Linked DNA regions of Homo sapiens: region 1 is linked to region 2. A link is an interaction called in ENCODE POLR2A ChIA-PET data of the cell type or tissue named here. Cell type or tissue: HepG2. All regions are shown on one strand. Region 1 overlaps CCDC148 (coiled-coil domain containing 148). Region 2 overlaps CCDC148 (coiled-coil domain containing 148).

Region 1 (5,000 bases), 62 kb before region 2:
GTTTTTCAATACATTTTTTAGTATGGAAAAATTTTAAAACCTATGAAAGTCTATCATCACCTAACTTCAACAGTTATCCATTCGTTAGTCAAATTTGTTTTATCTGTATTCTTACTTACTCCCTCCTGCCCCTTGAAATAATAGTAAGAATCACAAGCACCATATAATCTGTTAGTATTAAGTATCTAGCTTTAAAATTAAAGTGTATATCTCTAACGTTATAGAACATAACCATACTATTATCATACCTAAAAACTTTAACAATATTTCCTTAATAGCATCAACTAACCAATAGCATCAACTTAATAGCATCAACTAACTAATCAGTATTGAAATAGCTCTAATTATCTCATAATTTCTTTTCACATTGGTTTATTTACATCAGAATCCAAATATAAACCACATATTGCATTTGGTTAATATGTTCCATAAATGTCTATCAATTTATCCCTCATTTTTATTCTTGTAATTTGTTAAAGTTCTTTGAGTGTTCACAAATTTTAGTTTTGTGGATTGTGTTCCCATATACTGTTGCATAATGTGTTTCTCTGTTGGCTGAATTTCCTGTAACCTGATAGGTAGGTCTAGAGCTTTGATCAGATTCAATTTTATTTTTTGGCAAGAATAATTCATGGGAATGCTGTATGCTTCCATCAGAAGGAGCAATGTCTGCTTGTTCCTCTGTGATGTTAAGATTATTCCATATGTTTGTTTCCAGCTTGATCCATTCATTATAAAGTTTCCCATTAATTGTTAATATGAAATTTTTAGTGGTCATTGATGATCATTAACTAGGATCCATTATTTCAGCAATTGTTGCAAAGTGGTGTATTCTAATACTATCATTTTTTCTTATTTATCAGGCTTCATTTAAAATATTCATTTTGAAGGATTAAATAAAAGTTACTTGTTGAGCACCTGTGATGTACCAGTACTCTGCTAGGCAGTATAAGGGGAAGGCAAATGCATGGACTGTGCTCTAAGTGGAAACCAACATTTTATTCAACATACTCAGAGAGCAGTTATGGTATGGTCAGTGAAATAAGACAAGAGAGATAAAAATGGGCAGTAGAATGTTTCAAGGAAGATGTAGGCCATGAATATTTTATGAAGAAGGGGAAATCTGAGAGCATTTCAAGCAGGGGGTACTTTGAGTCACTCCATGAGCTAAGAATAGGAATGGCCATATAAGGGAAGGCAGAGGAGGAACGCTACTTAGAGATTATGTGTTAGCTACATCAAAGGGGGGCATTTGTTGGTAGTGAGAAAACTAAATTATTTAGATTCTATATTGATCAGTTGACATCATCCTTTTGAACTTTCTGATCTTGTTCTAAATACTTCTGGCAGAAAGACTTTGGATGGACTAGGGAACTACGACCAAGCTCAATGGTTTGGAAATTAGTTTGTCATAAATAAAAATTCATCCGCGCTTAAGAAATGTATGAGCTTCCAAGTCAGATGTAAAATGTAAAGAGACAGTCATGTTGATGTGTATACATAGTAATAAAAAAAATCCAAACTACCTGGTGACTTGTGGTTCCACAGACCAAACCAGGATATTTGGAAAGGAGAAGCAGGTGCACAGGGTTTGATGTGAAGCTATGGCAAAGTTAAAGATGTTGAATTTAATTTTGGAAATGTTGGATTTTAAGTGTACATACAAAAAGCTAAGTCTTAAAGAGTTTAACATAGGATTGAATTGCAGACAAAAAGATAGAGCGGATGGTATAAATTTTGTGGTCAGAAACATAGAATGAACTCCTAGAAGGGGATAAGCACATCAAATAATGAACATAGATAGAGAGGTTGGAGGTTAATGAGAGGATAATGTAGGGTTTGGATTATAGGGTAGACACAGGAAACAGGAAGAAGAGAGCAGTATCTGTTGGTAGAGAAACAGGGGAGAGAAATGTCATGACCTGGGCAGGAAAGTTTTAAGCATAAAGCAATGGTCAACAGTGTCAACTATCACCATGAGGTCAAGGAATGGAGAACAGAAAACTATCTTTTGGGTATTTAGGGGTAGATCACTGGTAATACGTGATGGGATGACAGGACACTGATTTTAATTGTAGCAAGTGAAAGATGGAAGATAAATTACAGAAAGGAAAGGTTTGAAAGCAGGTCAGGACAGAAGGCAGGGATGATCTATTCTAGGAATGGGGTTCCCAAGAAAAAGGTCAATATGATGGACAGGATAAGCAGTAGGTGGGCTAAACTGAACTGTATTTAAAAAACGGGAGTAGAAATTTCCTGGGTTATTTTGATAAACAAGGCAAATATTACTTTAGAAAATGAAATTTTTGCAAAAATGAACTTTAGAGTCACTTTAATTAATTGTATTTGTTTGACATTTTATTTATTTAATTTTCATCATATATATTACCATTAATAAATGATGCTTATATGAAATGTGTAAGAAATGAAGTATTTAACTGGGAATGCTAATATAAAAAGAATTTTGCATACCTCTACATTTCCCTGCTGTCTGCTTCCTTAGCCAGATGTATACATGGATCAGATAAGTATTTGTTTTTATTTTATTAGTTTCATTGGTTTCCTGCTTACAAGGATAATAAATACTTATTGAAAAAATGTCACCCAGCACAGAAAGGTTTAAAGAATAATTTTTTTAAATCCCAGGAAGTGATTCTATTCAGAGATAACCAATATCATTATTTGGTAAGTCCCCTTCCAAATCTCTTTCTATGCATAGATACATAGTTGATATTTTACATTAATGAGATCATACTGCAAATGTGGCTTTGTATCTGCTTTTCTGCATCTAACAATATGTCGTGGATATTTTCTATTTCCATGAATATGGAGTTATGGCATCCTCTTTCAATGGCAGTCATTGTATAAAAGAACCATAATTGATTTAAGCCATCTCTTACTGCCAGACTTTAGACTTTTTCGATTTTTCTGTTTTAAACAGCACTGTAGTGCACATTCCTGTGGGTACATTTTTGTGCACTTGTCCAGTTAATTGTCTTCTCTTTAAATAATATTCTGGAAATAGGGTTGTGGATCAAGGCTATGCATTTTTTATATTGTGACGCATATTTACATATTACCTAATACCCAATAGAAAGGCTGTAGCAAGTATACTTCTGCCAATAACACATACCAGTACCCAGAAAGTTGTTTTAAGTGTCTTACAATTATTTTTCATCTTAATTCAGGCCTGTTTTCCATTCTTATAAAATAAGAAGGCTGAAATATTGCAGAGATTCTTAAACTTTTAAGCATTTTAGGATTATTTGAGAATTTTTGAAAGTTGTTTAACCTCCGGGAAAAAAAACATAGGCAAAACCAGAAATTTTTACTTACTATTTATGAGAATACACAGATTCTTTGGAGTTAAATCATAGACTCTTTAGGAACCCTATTCCATGAATCCAGGTGAAGAATTCCTTAATTACATGATTTTAAAGTTGCTTTTTCCTTTTAACCCTAACACACACGTTTCACAGATACATCACACAGTCATGTGCACATAGAATTTAAACATTTATTTGGAAAAAAAGTGACATCTGCTTGATATAGAGCCTAGTCTTATTATGACCTATGAAATAACTTCAGTGTGCATAGTTACTGGAATGAAGTTTTTCTCTTTATTTCAGGTTCGTCAATGGCGAGCCCACCAAGAAGAGGTAGCAAGACTGGAAATGGAAATTTCTGCCAGAAGAAGAGAAAAGGAAGAGGAGAAAGAGAAACTGTGGAAGAAGAAGGAATTGTTGCAAAGAGCAGAGAAGAAAAAAAAAGTAAAAAATCTATTGTCAATACGAATGTGTGAATGAATGCTTAATGGCCTGATTGAGCTTTTTGGTCTTGGTGTTTGGCATGAAATTCTCATAAGCAGTTCTGAGAACATTCATAAAGATCTAGTGGAATGTTTTATCTAATGAAAAGTTTATTTGAGCTTCAAAGATTTGTTGACATGGAGGAGAACCCACTTTGTTGATTTGTGTGAGCACAGGTACCTGTGATTAGAAGAGGTGCTGTAGGTTAAAAAAAAAAAAAAAGACAAGGTTGTGACAGTTGTTAAATCTTGTAATAAATAGGGACGTGGCAAAAAATGAGAGGGTACTGTGCTGGGATAGTGTCTTGGTTGATGGCAATGTGGTAAATAATTGCCAAAAACATCCTTGTTGGTAGAATATATTATACTAGAGACAGTGCAATTCATGGAAAGTCAAAATGCCCTTTAGAGTTTACTTCTTGGCTGTTTATTAGATGGTTTTGTTTTTCATTTACTAACACAAATTCATCATTCCTCTTTTGAGTAAACATTTGTTGCACAATCTTAAAACTATACACCAAAAGAAGTGATTGTTGATAATCCATGGAAGATAGAATACACTTAAGGGTTGTTTTGTTTTAAATATATATGTGAGATACTTATTTAGGCATTTATGTTTTTTCCCACCACAAAAATTATGAAATTTGCCATAAAAATATTTTTGTTAGACATTTAATCAGATATATGAACCATTTTTTAAATGGAGTGGCTAAGCTCTGTAGAAATAATTCACAAAAAGTCAATTAATTTGTGATCAGCAGAGTAAAAGGAAATGTCTTTAACCTATACACCTGTTTTGACTTGATCTATATGGTGTAAAAAAAATCTTTTCTTTGGAAAAGCTGCTTGCAGTGCCAAGAATGATTAATTAATTCATGGTCATTGGTGGACAAACTTTTCATTTTTGTGAACATGGTTGACGTTTTGCACTATGTGACCAACTAAGTCAAAGAAGCTCATGCCTAGAGGTTGTTCCAAGTTGAATATGTAGAGGTAAAGGAACTATGTATTTTAAAGCTATAAGCCAGTTTTTCCACATTTTATTGTACTTCAGTTGTCATTGTTATTGATTTGTTTTGTGACTTTAAATCAGCAAATTGGTGTAGAGGCAGCATTGTGGAAAACAACATACATAGAAGTTATATGATCATTTGACAAAGTCAGCTGCTAAGAAGATATACTTCACAGTGCT
Region 2 (5,000 bases):
CTCTCCTGCTGCTGCTTTTCTTTCTGTGTAGAATGTGAACAAAGAGACACAACCACCTCTTGGTGTCCTTTGTTAGCTGTGTCTAGATGGCCAACGCTTGGCCATTGTAAACTTTATTAAAATAAAATTTCATAAAAGTTAGCTATCTGTTTTTCCTACACCATGATTTGCTTAGTAAACCCTGCCCTACTTCTCATTCAGCCTGTCTACCCTTCCCCAGCTGCTTTCCAAGTTTTAGATTTAATTATAATCCAGACATCCGACTAAAGTTTACAAATCGTGAGTTGTTGGAAGCCTGTTTTATTCTCTGGCCCACGACCCTCCTCTAGCAATTTCTCTGTTTCCTTTGAGAGAGATATCCAAAGAGAGACCCATATGGACATCTCTAGCTTAATGTAGGAAGGGAAAAGACAGGGTTTCTTGAGGTTTATTTCTGTCCATACTTGAATAAAGCTGGCGAGAAGATATATACATGTTTCCTTTAAAAGAGGGGGCTATCAGTGATCTACATATTATTTGTAAGTTCATCTGAATCTCTGTCCAGTTTATTGCTTTATCTTTTCCAGTAAAGTTGGTTCCCTGTTAATTTAATTAATTTTACTATCTTTGACTTTATTGTCTGAGTGTTGATGAAAGCAACACATCTCTCTCTCTTTGCCTTTCTTGAACATAACCTTTGGCATCTCACCTGAAAAAACTACAGGGTAGGTAACAGAGTTCCCCAAGTAGGCACTGGAGATGGGCTCTCCTCCTGAAATCCAAACACCAGGGTTCACTTGGCAGAACTCTAGGGTGAACTGCTTTGTAGAGTTGTCTGTCTCCAAAGAAAAAAAAGGAACAGTGATTCCGGAGCTCAATTCCAAAAGCTGAATTCTGAGACAAAACGGAAACTGCTAAGGTAGGTGTGACTTGGCAGAGTCACCAAAGAAGCTAGTTGAAACTCTATAGCCAGAGGAAATCAGCATTTGAGAAAGCCAAAGGAAAAAAGCACTAGAAAAAGTCACACCCAATACATAAATATATTTTATCATTTGTTTTTTTAAAGCATGTTTAAAATGCCTAGCCAAAACTTTAGCTAATGAAAATATTTTACTTGGGGGGATTAGAAGGGTTACTTAAAAAGTAGAAGAAAAAACCCCGAAGGCGTTTGTGAAAATAACTGTTCTGCTCCACTGACTTTCTTTTTTAACCTCAAATGTTAAAGAGGCTGTTTGTGAAGCCTCTTCGCTGATCATTTCCTAGGCTGAAAGAAAATCAAGGTTTACTTCTTTGCTGTGGGCGGCTGAATCACTACAAAAACCTTTGGTCCTTTTGATGTTTGCTTTCTACAGAAGTTCTGAGAGATCTGGGAAGGAAGAAAGAGAATGTAATGGGGATTTTTCAAACAGCATTAGAGAAGCCATGTTTTATTAATCTTATTTACTTAAATCATTTGTTTGAGGGAGAAGACTGTGGTTTCTTTTGTGGTCTCAGTGCCCTCTCGGTTCAGCAGTGCTGCTAAAGAAGGGAACCCAGTTCCATCATCATAATCATACAGATGTCTATCTCCAGAAAAACGAGGACCAATTAAAATCAGTTCTCACAATAAGTAGCCGAAGTTAAAAATAGATAGAACTAGACCGAAATATTATGACTTGATAACACGGTGGTATATTTTATTAGCATGTCTTTTTAAAGCTCAATACTAAAGCAATGCCTCTTTTAGTATTTGTGATTCTGAAAACACATTTATGAAAACCTTGGGCATCAGGAATTATGTGTCTTATGAGAATTTTTCAGCTGAAAAAAACCTCTCCAATAAAACTAATCACCCATGCTTATCATTTTCTTACTTTTAAAAGCATTATTTTGCTTTACAAACAAAATTAGCATAAGAATTTAAAGAAAGGTTCCAATGTTATGAGGTAAACCCTCAACAAAAGTTCCCTTCTTACACAACTGTTAAAATGATTATATGGCCTCATGAAGATTTTTTAAATGCAATACATATTAATTGTGGAGTTAAACTATATCTACCATAAACCATTTGTGAGTTCAAGAGTCACTGTGCAAATTACCCAATTAGTATCAAATGGCAGATGTCTTTTGTTAGTGAGTTCATATGATGGCAAGTGACAGGTGCCTCTAAGTATTCAAAATCCAGATGTAAGCTCTGCCTTTGTCTACTTGATAGGTGTTTCTAATTGCTCTGGGTTTTTGGTTTGTTTTGCAGAAATATGATTGTTATACATTTACATATATGGCACTTTGTATAAATGTGCTGAATAAATGAATGTATTAGAGGCAATTGGGCAAATAAATGCTGATCTGCCTGGGTGGCCTTTTAAATTTCAGTTCATGATAAATAATTTCTGAAAGCCAACATTATTTCTGCCTGTGCTGTCCCTCCAAAATCATGATCCTAGCAAGTCTGTATCATGGTCGTGGATGTCATGCCTCAGTTTGGCTTTTAGCATTCATGGCTCCTTATTCTCAAAAGGAACTGACACTAGATTTGTTCTCCAGTAATTCAATTTCTCTTCCAGCTTCTCAAATGATTAAATATCTTACAAAGACATACTCACTGACTAATTAGACAGGCTTAAAGGAATAATGTATATTTAATTTATTCTTACATTTTTATTTTGCCAACTCCTGTGTCCTGTTATTTACCTACAGCTTAGGATATTCAATAGAATGCTTTCCATCACTTTTTAATTTCACTCATCATTTATTCTATGTTTCTTTCATTTATTGGTGCATATCTTCTGTGTTTTAGGCACTCTGCTAGTTCTTGGGGATACACAGGAGATTAAGTCATAGCCACTAGACTCAGGAAGTATACAGTCTAGTAGACAAGACATGAAAACAGAAACTATAATACAAAGCAGGAAGTGTCTATGTGTCTATGCCATTCAGTTTGTTTACTTGACCATTCTTGCTTGCTTATGGAAAGGTAAATATTATTTCCCAAACTGGGTCTATTGAGAAAGGTTTCTGTTATCAGATAACTGAGCAATAAGCACACTAAGTCCTCCTTTTAGAGATTCATAATGCACTCCACCATATTATCATAAATATTCTGAAAGCTCCTGCCATAAATAAATTTATTTTACTTTGTTTATCTTAGTATTTCCCAAACTTACTTGAACACATTTTTATAGTATACGTGTTAACTTCCTGTGGGAAATTAACATTCCATGGACCATCAGTTTGGGAAAAGAACTGATTACCCTTTGGAACAGCTAGATACATGTCCTCTTGTTATAGAGGACAAAAAGACACAGATTTCCTTACACATAGAAGATGTGTCTGCTAGTCAGGAATCTTCAGAAGCAACTGACAAAACCTAACTCAAACTAGCTTAGGCAGAAAAGGGAATGAATTGATTTACAAGAATGGGAATCCAGGGCATGAGTCTTGCCTCAGTGACTCAAATGGTATCTTCAGATTCCTCTCACTCTCTTTCTGACTCTTTACTCAGTACCTGTGTACTGAGTACACATTCCTACCAACAATGTATAAGTGTTCCCTTTCTCTTCAACCTTGTCAACATCTGTTATTTTTGTTTTTTACTTTTTAATTATAGCCATTCTGACCTGTGTGAGATGGTATCTCATTGTGGTTTTGTTTTGCATCTCTCTGGTGATTAATGATTGCATCTCTCTGGTGATTAATTGTTGGCCACTTACATGTCTTCTTTTGAGAAGTGTCTGTTGATGTCCTTTGCCTACTTCTTAATGGGTTTATTTGTTTCTTTTTCTTGTTGACTTAAGTTCCTTATAGATTCTGGATATTAGTCCCTTGTCAGATGCTTGGTTTGCAAATATTTTCTCCCATTCTGTATGTTGTCTGTTCAATCTGTTGAGAGTTTCTTTTGCTGCACAGAAGCTCTTTAGTTTAATTAGGTCCTACTTGTCAATTTTTATTTTTGTTGCATTTTTAGAAGACTTAGTCATAAATGCTTTGCCTAGGCCAATGTATAGAAAAGTATTTCCTAGATTTTCTTCTATGAGTTTTATAGTTTGATTTCTTATTCTTAAGCTTTTAATCCATCTTGAGTTAATTTTTATATATGGTGAGAGGTAGGGGTCCAGTTTTGTTCTTCTGCATATGGTTAGCCAGTTTCCCCAGTACTGATTTAATGATTAAAATCTAGGTGTGTCCATAATAGGCAGTTGGCTCTGGTATCTAATTACTGCTGGAAAGAAGACACATATTTAAAAAAAATATTCTAATATCAAAGTCATTATTTTTAGATTATATAAAGTGGTTTATAGCTAATAATCCCAAATGTGAAGTCACCTCAATCAGTTACTTAAGCATATACATGATTTTCTTGGCCCCAGGAAGTTCTATTGCTCAAAGTTTCATATTTTATGAGTGCTTTCCTTAGGTTTTTAAGTAGCTGAAATGACCAACTCCTCTATAAATATTGCAGGCTAAAATTGTTGCAGCCATCTTATAAGACATTAAACATTGGGAGCTTGATTGTCTGCTTTTGGATTGGAGTGGACCCCAAATAATTGAGCAGACATGATCTTAGCTCTGTCCATGGTACCCAGGGTACCATAGTGGCTCATCTCTAACAGCATGTAAGGAGGCCGTCTGGCTTTCTATTTAGATATGTCATCAGGTTGGTTCCTAACTTTGCACAAGAAGATGTCAAACTTATACCCAACTCAGATGCCCTTAAAGCAGCAGTTCTTTATTTAACCAGCAATGTAATATAGTTACACTTGAGAGATTTGTTTGAGGGTAATCCTGAACTTACATAAAGAACAAATAAAAGCTCAAAGGATCTGGGACTTTGAGGGAGGTGGAGGCTGCAGATATTTGTGCACTGATTGTAGTTGAAGTCAGATTTCTCAGAAGTAGTTTTTAAATTGAGAAAAGAAGAGGATTCATGTTGGAACTTTGGGTAGACAGACGAGGAGAAGCTGGTAAAAGGAATGAAGAGAAAGCAGTGCAAGAGATAGGAAGCACATTCCAAGAAGAAGGTATCATCAGTACCAGGCATT

What was found. ChIA-PET counts read pairs that join two places held together with the same protein. Peaks named below come from ENCODE experiments on the same cell type or tissue, not always from the same donor. Only the 100,000 strongest peaks of a DNase experiment are listed, where the experiment ranks them.
Region 1: POLR2A ChIA-PET joins it to region 2 with 5 read pairs; 1 of 35 experiments calls an interaction of 5 or more read pairs at or near these places.

The regions. Positions count from the first base shown.
Region 1 is chr2:158,249,542-158,254,541 of GRCh38, reverse strand. CCDC148 (coiled-coil domain containing 148) reads left to right here. Exons shown (of 14, transcript NM_138803.4): 10 at 3,630-3,770. Among named protein-coding and RNA genes, the nearest start is that of CCDC148-AS1, 85 kb to the right of the region's middle. In HepG2, no CTCF peak of the experiment used is centred here; a DNase peak (open chromatin) is centred at 2,961.
Region 2 is chr2:158,187,632-158,192,631 of GRCh38, reverse strand. The region is part of intron 11 of CCDC148 (coiled-coil domain containing 148); the gene reads left to right. All of the region lies in intron 3 of CCDC148-AS1 (CCDC148 antisense RNA 1), which reads right to left. Among named protein-coding and RNA genes, the nearest start is that of CCDC148-AS1, 23 kb to the right of the region's middle. RefSeq lists an enhancer at 1,097-1,256 and a silencer at 4,429-4,629. In HepG2, no CTCF peak of the experiment used is centred here; DNase peaks (open chromatin) are centred at 851, 1,341 and 2,891; H3K4me3 peaks cover 1,415 bases.